Linked DNA regions of Homo sapiens: all the other regions are linked to region 4. The links are chromatin contacts, found by Hi-C or POLR2A ChIA-PET in ENCODE. All regions are on one chromosome and are shown on one strand. Each heading gives the region's core, a stretch centred on a gene start or an enhancer-like site at or near the end of the contact. The rest is flanking DNA. Distances are from core to core; before and after follow the strand shown. Region 1 holds the start of HIPK1-AS1 (HIPK1 antisense RNA 1). Region 2 holds the start of TTF2 (transcription termination factor 2). Region 3 overlaps HIPK1 (homeodomain interacting protein kinase 1). Region 4 holds the start of LINC01765 (long intergenic non-protein coding RNA 1765).

What was found. A loop is a pair of places that touch in the nucleus more often than their neighbours do. ChIA-PET counts read pairs that join two places held with the same protein, here RNA polymerase II (POLR2A). Pooled maps may share reads with other maps.
Region 1: a pooled map shows a loop between it and region 4 (8-fold over the local background). The contact joins the promoter of HIPK1-AS1 here to the promoter of LINC01765 in region 4. A Hi-C loop is called at or near these places in 6 of 50 pooled maps.
Region 2: a pooled map shows a loop between it and region 4 (8-fold over the local background). The contact joins the promoter of TTF2 here to the promoter of LINC01765 in region 4. A Hi-C loop is called at or near these places in 5 of 50 pooled maps.
Region 3: a loop to region 4 is called in a map of naive thymus-derived CD4-positive, alpha-beta T cell, with 2.7 times the contacts of the local background. The contact joins the enhancer-like site here to the promoter of LINC01765 in region 4. A Hi-C loop is called at or near these places in 1 of 168 maps with a recorded cell type or tissue (naive thymus-derived CD4-positive, alpha-beta T cell) and 5 of 50 pooled maps. POLR2A ChIA-PET finds 5 or more read pairs at or near these places in 1 of 52 experiments (Caco-2).

The regions. Positions count from the first base shown.
Region 1 is chr1:113,928,130-113,930,829 of GRCh38, reverse strand. HIPK1-AS1 (HIPK1 antisense RNA 1) reads left to right here and starts at 1,305. Exons shown (of 3, transcript NR_110726.1): 1 at 1,305-1,468; 2 at 2,442-2,586. It overlaps HIPK1 (homeodomain interacting protein kinase 1), which reads right to left and starts at 1,506. Exons shown (of 16, transcript NM_198268.3): 1 at 1,298-1,506. RefSeq lists silencers at 776-1,085, 1,106-1,155 and an enhancer at 1,276-1,595.
Region 2 is chr1:117,058,894-117,061,593 of GRCh38, reverse strand. It overlaps TTF2 (transcription termination factor 2), which reads right to left and starts at 1,268. Exons shown (of 23, transcript NM_003594.4): 1 at 1,220-1,268; 2 at 1,037-1,139. The coding sequence starts at 1,247. CD101-AS1 (CD101 antisense RNA 1) reads left to right here and starts at 2,104. Exons shown (of 4, transcript NR_110786.1): 1 at 2,104-2,221. RefSeq lists an enhancer at 1,568-1,727 and a silencer at 2,148-2,197.
Region 3 is chr1:113,946,223-113,948,922 of GRCh38, reverse strand. The region is part of intron 2 of HIPK1 (homeodomain interacting protein kinase 1); the gene reads right to left. Among named protein-coding and RNA genes, the nearest start is that of HIPK1-AS1, 18 kb to the right of the region's middle. Within about 2 kb of position 1,428, at least 5 of the 41 ENCODE cell types and tissues checked have a DNase peak (open chromatin) inside an H3K27ac peak, as active enhancers do.
Region 4 is chr1:115,098,162-115,100,896 of GRCh38, reverse strand. LINC01765 (long intergenic non-protein coding RNA 1765) reads right to left here and starts at 1,250. Exons shown (of 2, transcript XR_947722.3): 1 at 1,146-1,250. RefSeq lists an enhancer at 1,140-1,199.

The sequences.
Region 1 (2,700 bases), core at 56-2,555, 1.2 Mb after region 4:
CTACCCGCATCCTCCCATCCTGAACCCCCCTCCCCAAGTAGGAAAGAAAGCTCGCCCAGCATAAACACAGGCCATTGCTCACAGCTCGTCACCACAACAAACTGGAGGTTAGACCAACGCTCCTGGAGACGGAACTCCACGTCTTGGTTGCTAAGCACAAAAAGGGGACTCTTCCCCACAGACCTGTGAACAGTGTGGGCCTTACCAGAATTTTGGTTGTTTCTCCACCTTCCCCCTCCCTTTTGTTTTTTTAACGAAAGCTTTGAAAGTGGTGGCAGCAAAAGTTTCCCTTTGGGCCAGACCTCTAGATCTCCCTTGTACAGATATACATTAGGTGGGCTGGTCTCACGTAGTCTCCACCGTCATTACGAATTACAAGCCTAACGACTACAGAACATCAGCGGAGACGACAGAAAAGCTTCCACACCCACCCCACTGTCGTCCTCTCCAGGCACGGCTTCCTGGTCCCAAACAGCACAAATAACCCAAAACCATGGTGATAAGCGGAGCTGTGAAGTACACACGCACAAGCCACACACTGGGAACCTGCCACGACAGCCGGGGAAAAAACCGGCCGAGTGAGGAGACGCAAGGCGGTCCCCTGTCACTTAAGGACAACACGCCCAGGCGAGAAGTGGCAGGAGGCAGGGGGAGTTGCCCCGAAAACCAGCCCGGAGCCTCCCCACCTTCCTGGGAAGGCAATCCCCTCAGCGGCAGTGAGCGGCCGGGCCGCAAGACGCGGCGCCCGGTCCCAGGCAGGGGCCCTTTGAGGAAGGCGCCCCCGGCAGGCTGGGCGCTCCAGGAGAGCCGGCGGCCGGCCCGGCCCCGCCTCAGGGAGCTGAGGGGAAGTCGCTCCCCGCCGAGGACCCCTCCTGCCCGTCCCCACTCACCGCCGGTGTGTCTGGTTCTCAGCCGCGAGCTGGGGCTGCCGTGAGGAGGCGGCGGAGGAGACGAGATCTGGGGCCCCGCAGCCGGGTCATCATACCCCCCGCGCGAGCCGGCCCGGGCCCCGGCCCCCGCCCCCCGGAGCCGTCCCCGCGCCCGTCCCGCAGGGGGAGCCTCCTCAGCCTCCCTCCCGCTCCACCACCCAGCCCCTTCCCGCCGCCGCCGCCGCCGCCTCAGCCCCGCGCGCTCCCGCCTCGGCCTCCTGCTGCCGTCCGGGGCTACCGCCGGGCCCCTTGCTCCGCAGCCGCCGTTGTCGCCAGACCCGACGAACGGAATGCCGAGCGGCCGTCCCTCAACCCGGCCGGCCCCGCCTCGCCGGAACTATTCACCCGCCCCGCGCCATGACACCTACTGAGGCGGAAGTGCAGCTGAATGGACTCTCTAGGACGATCGCATAGTACTGATTGCAGTAGGAGTCGGTGGGCCTCGAGTAGGTGGGCCTCCGTAGGGAGCCAGCGTGGATCGAGTGCGGGGCCTGGACTTCCCGCCCCCTCCGCACTGCAGACTCTGCGGTGATTTAAAGGTGCCTGGCGGTGGTACGGGATCCAACTGTAAAATGTCATCCCAGCTAGTGTGACATCACCACAGTTTAGTGTGACACCCCCAGAGCTTGGGCAGTGTACGGGACGACAGTGCCTAGCAGAGGAGCTTCACTGCCGGTGAGGGATTACCTCAGGTTAGGCTTTAATGTTTCGTTGCCGTCTAGAGACGTTCTAGCAATGTGACATCTGTGTACCATATCTGGAAGTCTCCCTGTACGTCAAGAGCCCCTTAGGGGAGTCTCCCATTGCCGCCGTGGGAACCTGTGTTTACATTACGAGGAGAGAGAATAGCTGTACTCTGAACTCAAACGCTCAAAACATGCAGTGAGCGAATGCTAGCATAATTTTCTTGCCTCTACCAGAAGGAAGGCTGGGTATTTAGGAAACAGAACGCGTTGGGCACAACATTCTGAGAAAATGGACACAGAAAATTAGGTTATCCTAATAGAAAAGCAGTTGCATCTCCCAAAGTCAAGAGATTCTGTAGGACTTCCGATGTATCTCCTGCTGTGTAAAATATTCAGGTTCCTGAAGTGGGGGACATTTTTAGGGCAACTGTAATTTCTTCATTTTTTCCATCCCACAAGTGCTGGAGGCAGCAGTGATCTGAGCTCTAGAAAGTGACTGTCCGTCACCATCGGTATTTGCATATACTCTGTGAGGAGAAGGGCAGTTGTGGCTAAGACAAAATTCTACTATCAAGTTTTGTTTCTCAAATCTCACTCATTAACATCTTTGATTTCCTTGGATCCCCATAACACACACAGAAAACTATGATTTGTGTAAAATGCGCTGAAGTACCTTTTAAGGGAAGTCATTTGGCTTTCTCTCTGGCTTAACAACACGGGGAGCAGTTCCATTTTATCTGGAACAGGGAAGTTTATTTCCCTAGAGAACTAGGGTTACCAAAAATGTTCGATCCCACAAGGCAGTTTTGTTTGCATATTTTCACAGAAACTTCCTTCTACTACTTAAAGTCCTCACATTGGGCTGACCTGGGAAACATGAAGATAAAAAGAGTGGGTAAACATGCCTGCTTGATGAGCCAGAAAAAAAGGCAGAAACCTGTGGTCTGGGTAGAACAGATCCTGCTCAGAATGTAAGCTTCAAACATGTTTATCATGCCTTGGTTCAACCTAACTCTCTGACATGTTCCTAAACTCCTGCTCTCTCAAGTTATGTCCCTTTCCTCTTTTCAAATATCTCTCAGAAT
Region 2 (2,700 bases), core at 19-2,518, 2.0 Mb before region 4:
AGTGTAAATCATCTAACTCATGAAACAGAAACATGGGAAGTTAGTATACATGTTGAAAGGGCACTTTTCTAATACTGATATCCATTATGTACTCTACATCTGACACGGAGAAAAATAACTTTTCTCTACCAAGTTTTGCTGAATAGAGAGCAGGAGATGTTTAATGATGTGATGATAGTTTTAAAATTCACATAGAAAATGTAGACACTTGGTACTGTGAAAACATTAACACTTGACAAACTATTAACTTTCCTCACTTTAGAGAAGATGCTTAACATTTCTGACTCTCTCCTCCCACCTCAGCCTCACGAGTAGCTGGGACTACAGGCGTGTGATACCATGCCTAGACAATTTTTTTTAATTTTTCGTAGAGACGGGATTTCACCATGTTGCCCAGGCTGGTTTCGAACCCCTGGGCTCAAGCGATTCGCTCGCCTTCGCCTCCCAAAGTGCTGGGATTACAGGCGTCACACACCGCGCCAGGCCCTCCGTTGTTTCTTCCAGCGCTAATTTCTTTGAATTATCAATTTCACCATTTAGATGCAGAGAATCCTACTTAAAAATAAGAAGGCTAACAACTAATCACTAGAGTGTTTTAAGCTCAAACATTTAAAAAAAACCGTCGGGCCTAAAACTAGTGCAAAACAGGGACAAATTATTTTCCACTATGTCTGCTGTGTGTCCTTACTCCTTTAAAGGGGGAGGGACTGTCTGGGCAGGAGAAGGGAGTGGTTAAGGCCTGTCAAGTGAATAGAAACCCAGAGCTGGAAAACACCGGATCCTCAATTTTACAGGTAGGGGAACCATCGGCCCAGAGAGGGGGGTAACCAGCCTCGGGTCACACAGCCAGAATTAGCTGGGCGTCTTCCGAACACGCCACGCTGCCCTGGGATCACCAATTGCTTAAAGGGTCCTGACACCGCAAACTAGGGCCCCACCACTCCTCGGCCCTGTGACGCCCGACAGCGGGGAGCGGGAAGCTCCTCTCGGGAGGCCCCGGGCAGCCACAGGGAGTGGGGCCCAGCTCCAGACCTACTCGGTGGCCCGCACGAAGCTGCACGTGTCTGCCCGGCACACGTAGAAGCTCTTTCCTTTATTCGGGCCATCGCGGACGCCGGTCTTAAGAAAGCAGAAAGTCCCTGAAGAGAGAAGAAAGTGAACAACGATTACGCCACGCTAAATCAACAGGCCCCGGGACGCTGAGACCCTAGCCCCTTACCGTGCTCTGGACACCTAACTTCTTCCATTTCGCTGGGTCCCCCAAGTTCCACAAAGCCCCGCCCCCAATTCTGCTTCCGCCTTTTACTCCGCCCTCTTTGTTCAGGAACCAACCATCACTCAGCTCTTGCAGTCTTAATCCCTCCCATAATTCTCCGCCCTTGGCCTTCACCCGTCCTAGCCGCTATCAGCCAATCATATAGGAACTTCGCTCACCTCCAACCAATCACAGCTGCCCTCAGGTATGGCGCGCGCCGAAATCAAATACGGAGCCAGGGGGCGTAAAGGACCCGGCTTTTGCAGGCTGGGGCGTGGCTGAGGCTGGGGAGAAGCTTAGAAGGTGGCGGGGCTTCTGGAGGAAAAGAAGCTTCGATTTGCAGGTCTTGGAAGACGGAAGGGCAACTCTTGTTTACGTTTAAAACCGAGAGGCGGCCCTAGGGGTAGCGCCAGTTAGCAGGCGCTGAAAGGCCCTGGCTTCGTGGGTGTCTCTGAGCCAGGCTGGCGCTCGTGCGCGCTGGGCTCCGCGCTCAGTCGCTGGGGTGGGAGGCCAGGGGAAGCCGCCGCTGCAGGCCGAGCCGCGAGATTTGCAGTGCAGGAGCCGAAGCGGCGGGCATGGTGGGAGGTCCTTGGAAGCTGCTGCGGGGAACTGAAACGGCTCTGATAGGCAGGCACAAAGACTTCTCTAGGACCCCCTACAATGCTTTACGTTTGCCTCGTGCTTTAGATTTCACAAAGTGCTTACACATAACACGACCCTCCTCACTCGACCTGGTGAGATGGGTAGCATTTTGTGGAAGATTCCGAGACTCAAGTTTGAGAGACTCACCCAAGGTCAGAGTTGGCGAGTGGGCGGTCCGTGGACAGGTGCGCAGGTCTCAGCGCCATTTGGCCCGCGCTGCTGCTTCCTGTGTGTACTGGATGTTCTCTAGGCTCGCCCAGCGTGGAAGCCCCGAGTTACCAGCCGCAACGTGGAAACCACAGAAGGGGAAATAGATGACTTTTGGTGAAGGCGAATTTTACTTTATCATTTTGTATTGTCAAACTTTTTTTTACTATTATGCTTTTGTAATTTTAAAAATCGAAGACGAGGTTAAATAGAAGAAAGGGGACAGTTCCCTTCTATTTAACTTCATCCTCGATTTTTAAAATTTGAAGTTGTAATCAAAACTATTAGTAAACAGAGAGGAATAGATATTAGATTTATTGCAATAGAAATAGTTTCATATTGCAGCTATTGAGGACCATATGTCCCAGACATATGGTGTGGCACCTGCACTGTTCTTATGGGGGCCGTAGAACAGAAAATCTGTAATGTCTAGGAAATCTGGGCGATGTGATAAATGTACATGTTATGGGGATCCGGAGGAAGGGAGACAAACCTGAGGTATCATTTATTAATTAAACAGTACTTACTAAATAGCTTTTTTGTGCCCGTTGTGGACTAGGTGCTTGAGAAATGTAAAATTCATTCATTCACACACA
Region 3 (2,700 bases), core at 179-2,678, 1.2 Mb after region 4:
GAGGTTGCAGTGAGCCAAGATTACGTCAATTCACTCCAGACTGGGCGTAAGAGCGAAACTCCGTCTCAGAAAAAAATAAAAAAGGTAGCAATAATATATGATAACTGTCTCGAGCTTAAAGTTTTCTGGGAAATTAAGGAAAATATCACTTCCACAGCCCCCAAGTCCCATTTAATTAAAAAAAAAAACTGAAGATTAGCTGAAAGTTTTTTCATTTGGTCTCACCCTGCTTTTGGAGTGACAAAAGCAGCTAAGGACTTCCAGCAAAAGCTCAGTCAAAACAGCAACTCTACCGTATCTACCTTATAAAAAGGCAAATAGCAAAAGGAAAAACAAAAAAAGGAAAGCAGTTTAAAAAAAAAAAAAATACGGCCAGAAACGGCGGTTCACACCTATAATCCCAGCACTTTGGGAAGCCAAGGCAGGAGGATCACTTGAGCAGGAGTTTGAGACCAGCCTAGGCAACACAGCAAGACCCAATCTCTACCAAAAAAATTTAAAAAATTAGCCAGGTATGGTGGTGCATGCCTGCAGTTCTAGCTACTCAGGAAGCTGAGGTGGAAGGATCACTTGAGCCCAGGAGGTCAAGGCTGCAGTGAGCCATGATTGCGCCACTGCACTCCAGCCTGAGACCCTGTCTCAAAAACAAACAAAAAAGCAGTAAGGCTGCTTAGTTCACTGAGGGTTTTGTATTATTTGGGCCTATAAATGTTAGACTTACCCAAACTCTACGAAGCAAAAAGACAAGTTATTTTCTACTTTACTGAACAGTAAGGCATCACTAGAGCAGGTTTATCTCTAAGGACTGAATACTTTAAACTGTGAATCCAGATTATAATTATTAGAATTATTTTCATTACATCTTTCCTCTTGGCCTCCTTATTTCTTAATCCCTCAATATAAACTCTACAGACACGTAAAACTCTGGTTCTACCTCATTTGTGTAATAAGGAAACAGAGTTAGATAATTACTCTTCTAGGTCCCTTTCCAGCTGTAACATTCCAACAACTGGGCAGTAAAAAAGGTTATCTACAGAAGCACAGGAAAGTGAAAGAAACTGTTAAAAACTGGCAGTGTTCACTTCAGTAGGAAAATGGCATTAATTGTGCTTTGAACATGGCAAGTCTCCTCTTTGAAGACACATCCCATCCTTAAAAAACAAATACTAAACAGGCTCTGGTTATTACAGCTAAGTGATAGAAACAACAATCCCTGCCTTTTGATTCCCCAACTTCAAACTTCTTTAAGTTGAAAAATTCTTCCAACCAACATTGTTGAGGTTAATTTCACTGGCACCCAGAGCAAGCTAAGGTTAGGATCACTTAACACAAATCACTCTGATTATTTTCATGAACATTTTCGTTTCTTTCTTCCTATCTCAGAGACATCAAACCTACTTACTTACCAATTAGAGAGGTTACATAAAACCTAACTTCCTGCATCAGTGGCTTAGGTGAAACTATATTTTGACTGCCAGAGGAAATTAGATTATTTGTTTGTCTAGGATAAATGGAAGATACGTTTTCCTTCTCTAGACCTTTTCCTTCCGTAAGTAACAAAGTGATTCAGCTTGAAATAAAGGCTGGCTAGTTTGTTCAGTAGGGAAAAACATTCAGCCTGTAAGCATGGCAAACCTTTGTCTCTAAAACTCAAGCCCGAAAGACAGGAGCTTTGCTTGGAGTCTGTGCACATTTACAGTGAGCCAGAGAGTAAAGTATATTATTTCCACTGCCTGAATCATTTAGCCATGCCCAGGGCCAATGGACACAGCAAGTTGGCAAATTTATGTGAGCTGATAATACTGGCATATTATCAGAAAGACAAAGCAAGGTAAACTAAAAAGGTGGGTAAGAGAAGGACTAGCTTTGGAGTCAAAATGCTTCACCAGCCAAACAGATTTCACAGAGGTTTTTTGAAAGACAGAAGGGTGAGGACTTAATGGACTCTAATATGGCAACAAAGCAACATCAAAGAAGCTTAAGAGGACCACTGCGGGTAAAACTAGTGATAAAGAAGGAATGCCTGAGCTGCTGTTCCATCTGCCTTAGGCTCATTATCAAGTATTACTGTGACACAACAGAACACTCATGTTAAATCCTAAACACTGTCAAGCCCTGGGCACTGAACTTCAGTATACAGAGTAATTACTCAGTAATACACAGAATGAACTCCTGTTTTTAAGAGGCAAACTTAGCTCCACTTAAAATTATAGTCAACAACTATATTGCAGTGAATTTAAAGAAAGCTTTGTCGAAGGGTAACTTTGAAGATTTGAAAACCTTAGTTTCTATAAAAAACAAAACCAAAATGAATCAATTGACAGCTTAAATTAAAAGGATAAAAAATACAAAGATCAGCAACCTAACACTGAAAATTATTCAAATGAATTACACATTACAGAAAGCTAAGCAGCCAAATAATTCATTTTATTTTGTATTAACATGCCCCAATTATAACAAAGCCAAATAATTTTTATCTCCTATTGCTCTCCCTTTTTCAATTTAAAAACTACTCTGTTATCACAAGAGAATGCACTTTGTCTTTGACAGGGCAAACAAATAGTTAAAGAACACCTGCAGGCACAGAGTCAAGACAGAAAGGAAGAGCTGATCAGCCCTCTTCCTTCAGCTGTGGTCTGCCTAGTCCCTCCTGAGGACTCAAAATGGGATGCTGCGCTGAATTCTTCAGTGCACCTGTAG
Region 4 (2,735 bases), core at 1-2,500:
CAGAACACACCACTGAAGGACAATCTGGGCTGGACTTTTTTGTTTTTGTGAAAAGATCATATACAATTTTTTAATGCTTACAAGGCTATTCAAACTTCTAATTTTCATTGAGTGCATTCTGATGTTACTTTTCAAAGGAATCAGTCCATTTTACCTACCTTTCAAATTTATTTGCAGTTGTTTATATTATCCTATTATTATCTAAATCTCTGCAGATCTGGAGTTATTAATCTTTTTTTTTTCCTGACATTGGTTATTTGTGCAATCTCTCTTTTTCTTGATTATTTTCAACAGAAGTTACTGATATATTTAGGTATAAATTTACCATCTCATTGTATGTTTTCAATTTAGTCTACCTGTTTTACATTTCTTTTGTTCTCTGTGATGGTTAATTTTACATGTCAACTTGACTAGGCCAGGGGGGCCCCAAATATTTGGTCAAACATTATTCTGGGTATGCCTGTGAGGGTGTAAATTGGTAGACCAAGTAAAATAGATTACCATTCTTAAAGGGCAGCTCTCATCTGCTCAGCTGAAGGCCTGAATAGGACAAAAGGGTTGACCCTTTTGCAAGTAAAAAGGAACTCCTTCCTGAGTGCTTGACCTGGGACATAGATCTTTTCCTGTTTTTGGACTTGAACTGAAACATCAGCTCTCCTTGGGTCTGGAGTCTGACAGCATTCAGACTAGAACCCCACTATTAGCTCTCCTGGGTCTCCAGCTTGCTGACTGCAGACCTCAGGACTGTCAGCCTCCATAATCACATGAGCCAACTCCTTATAATAAATCTCTTATATGAATATATAATGTCTGACTAATATAGACAATCTTGCACCTTGCTTTAGAATGTAAAGGTACTTAAGTACCTACAATTTTGCTCTCAGCCTTTGGGGCCTCTGTTAAACCTTAAAGTCAACAAGAGAAGTCACATTAAAATTCTGCCAGACTATTACTCAGTAATTTTTTAAACTCTTTCCTAATTTGGATGATTCAAATGGGGATCATCTGTGAGGCACAATAAATATTCAGACTTAGACCTCAGACCTGGATGAGTTATGTTCCTCTCCTTCCCCCAACTGGCTGCACGAGTGAAAACAAAAATGGGCTAGTTGTTCCCATAGGGTCCTATGAAAACAAACAGTTACCTTTTGAGTTTGCTCTCTTCTCTTGTTTCAAAGTCCCCTCTCTTTCTTCACTCATGTCCCCACAAGCAGGTATAAACTTTCTCTCACTAGCAAATAACAGAAACTGAAAAATGATCAAAGGAAGCTACTGCTGCCTGCATGCTGCTGGGAAAACATCGTAAAAGGAGCACCCAGCAACCTGTGACCATGGAGATGGTTTGTAATCAGCAAGCCAGGGCCCTCGCTTTCCTTCCTTCTCTGGGCATCCAATAGACGGTTGGTTTAGAAACTCTGAGCCCACAGACTATTTTCCAACAACAGCTGCATAGCAACAGGGTTCCTATGCTGTAAACCCAGCAGTCAAAAACTGCTCGTGTTTGCTTATCAAAACCAAAGTTACGATAGCAGGCACACCGGGCTTCCTTTTCTAGCAGTAGGGCAGATTTGATATCCTGAACTACCTTCTCGACTGAAACTAAGACCCTGGATAAAATATGTAAGAATGTAAAAATAAAACCACATCGTTGAGCTAGCACAAAAGGAAGAGAATCTACAAAGGCCAAAATGAAGTGAAAGCAAGAACTCGAAGTAAGCAGGCACCAAAGCCACCTTTTGCCCTGGGTTTCGGTTTCGACAGCTGCAACCGCTTGGGGTTTGTGAAGTAAAGCCTAAAATGCCATTAATATAGACAGTGTATTAGGAGACCTCACCCAAACCTGGTACCTCCTCCCAAAGGATACACCCTCAAGGGAAGAGTAGACAAGAAATAAACCCATCATGCAAAAGACGACAAAGAAATGTATACGTTTTGGACTTGGTGTTGGAGTGGGGAAAATCTCCCCTGAGACCTTGTCACCACAAGCCAGCCTTCAAATGGATTTGTTGTCTGAATTAACACTATGGTACTGCCTTGAGATGATTTGCAGAAGGCAAAGAAAATCCTCTCTGGAGGAATAAAATCTCAACTAAGGACTCAAAGAATTCCCACAAATTTCCAAGGAAAGTAAGCAGTTTACAGCTTTAAAAAAATCACATAATACACAAGGAACAAGACACTAAAATCAATACGTAGAAAAGTCCACAGGCAGCAAAGTCTGATCACAGAGAGTTCAGATACTAGGGTTATGAGACATATAATACAAAATGGTACTACAACTCCACCCTTGCTTATTTTCCTTGTTTCCAAATGCAAGCCCCCATCAGTGTCTGGTTCTCAGTCCCATTCTATTTCTGCAGAAACACTGCTCTCGCTTTTCTTCTCCTTCAACCTCTCTCTCCCCAGGCACCTTCCCCCAGGACTATGAACACATTTAAATCTTCCCCATTAAGAAAGGAAGGAAGAAAAGGAAAAAGAAAAGAAGCTTGCTTCCACTCATCTTGCTGCACCACTCACAACTAAGCCTCTTGAAAGAGCAATTGTTCAGAATGGTATTGCCTAGGTTGTCTTCCAGGGTTTCTATACTTTGGGGTTTTACATTTAAGTATTTAATCCATCTTGAGTTGATTTTTGTGTATGTTGTAAGGAAGGGGTCCAGTTTTAATCTTCTGCATATGGCTAGCCAGTTCTCCCAGCACCATTTATTGAATAGGGAGTCTTTTCCCTATTGCTTG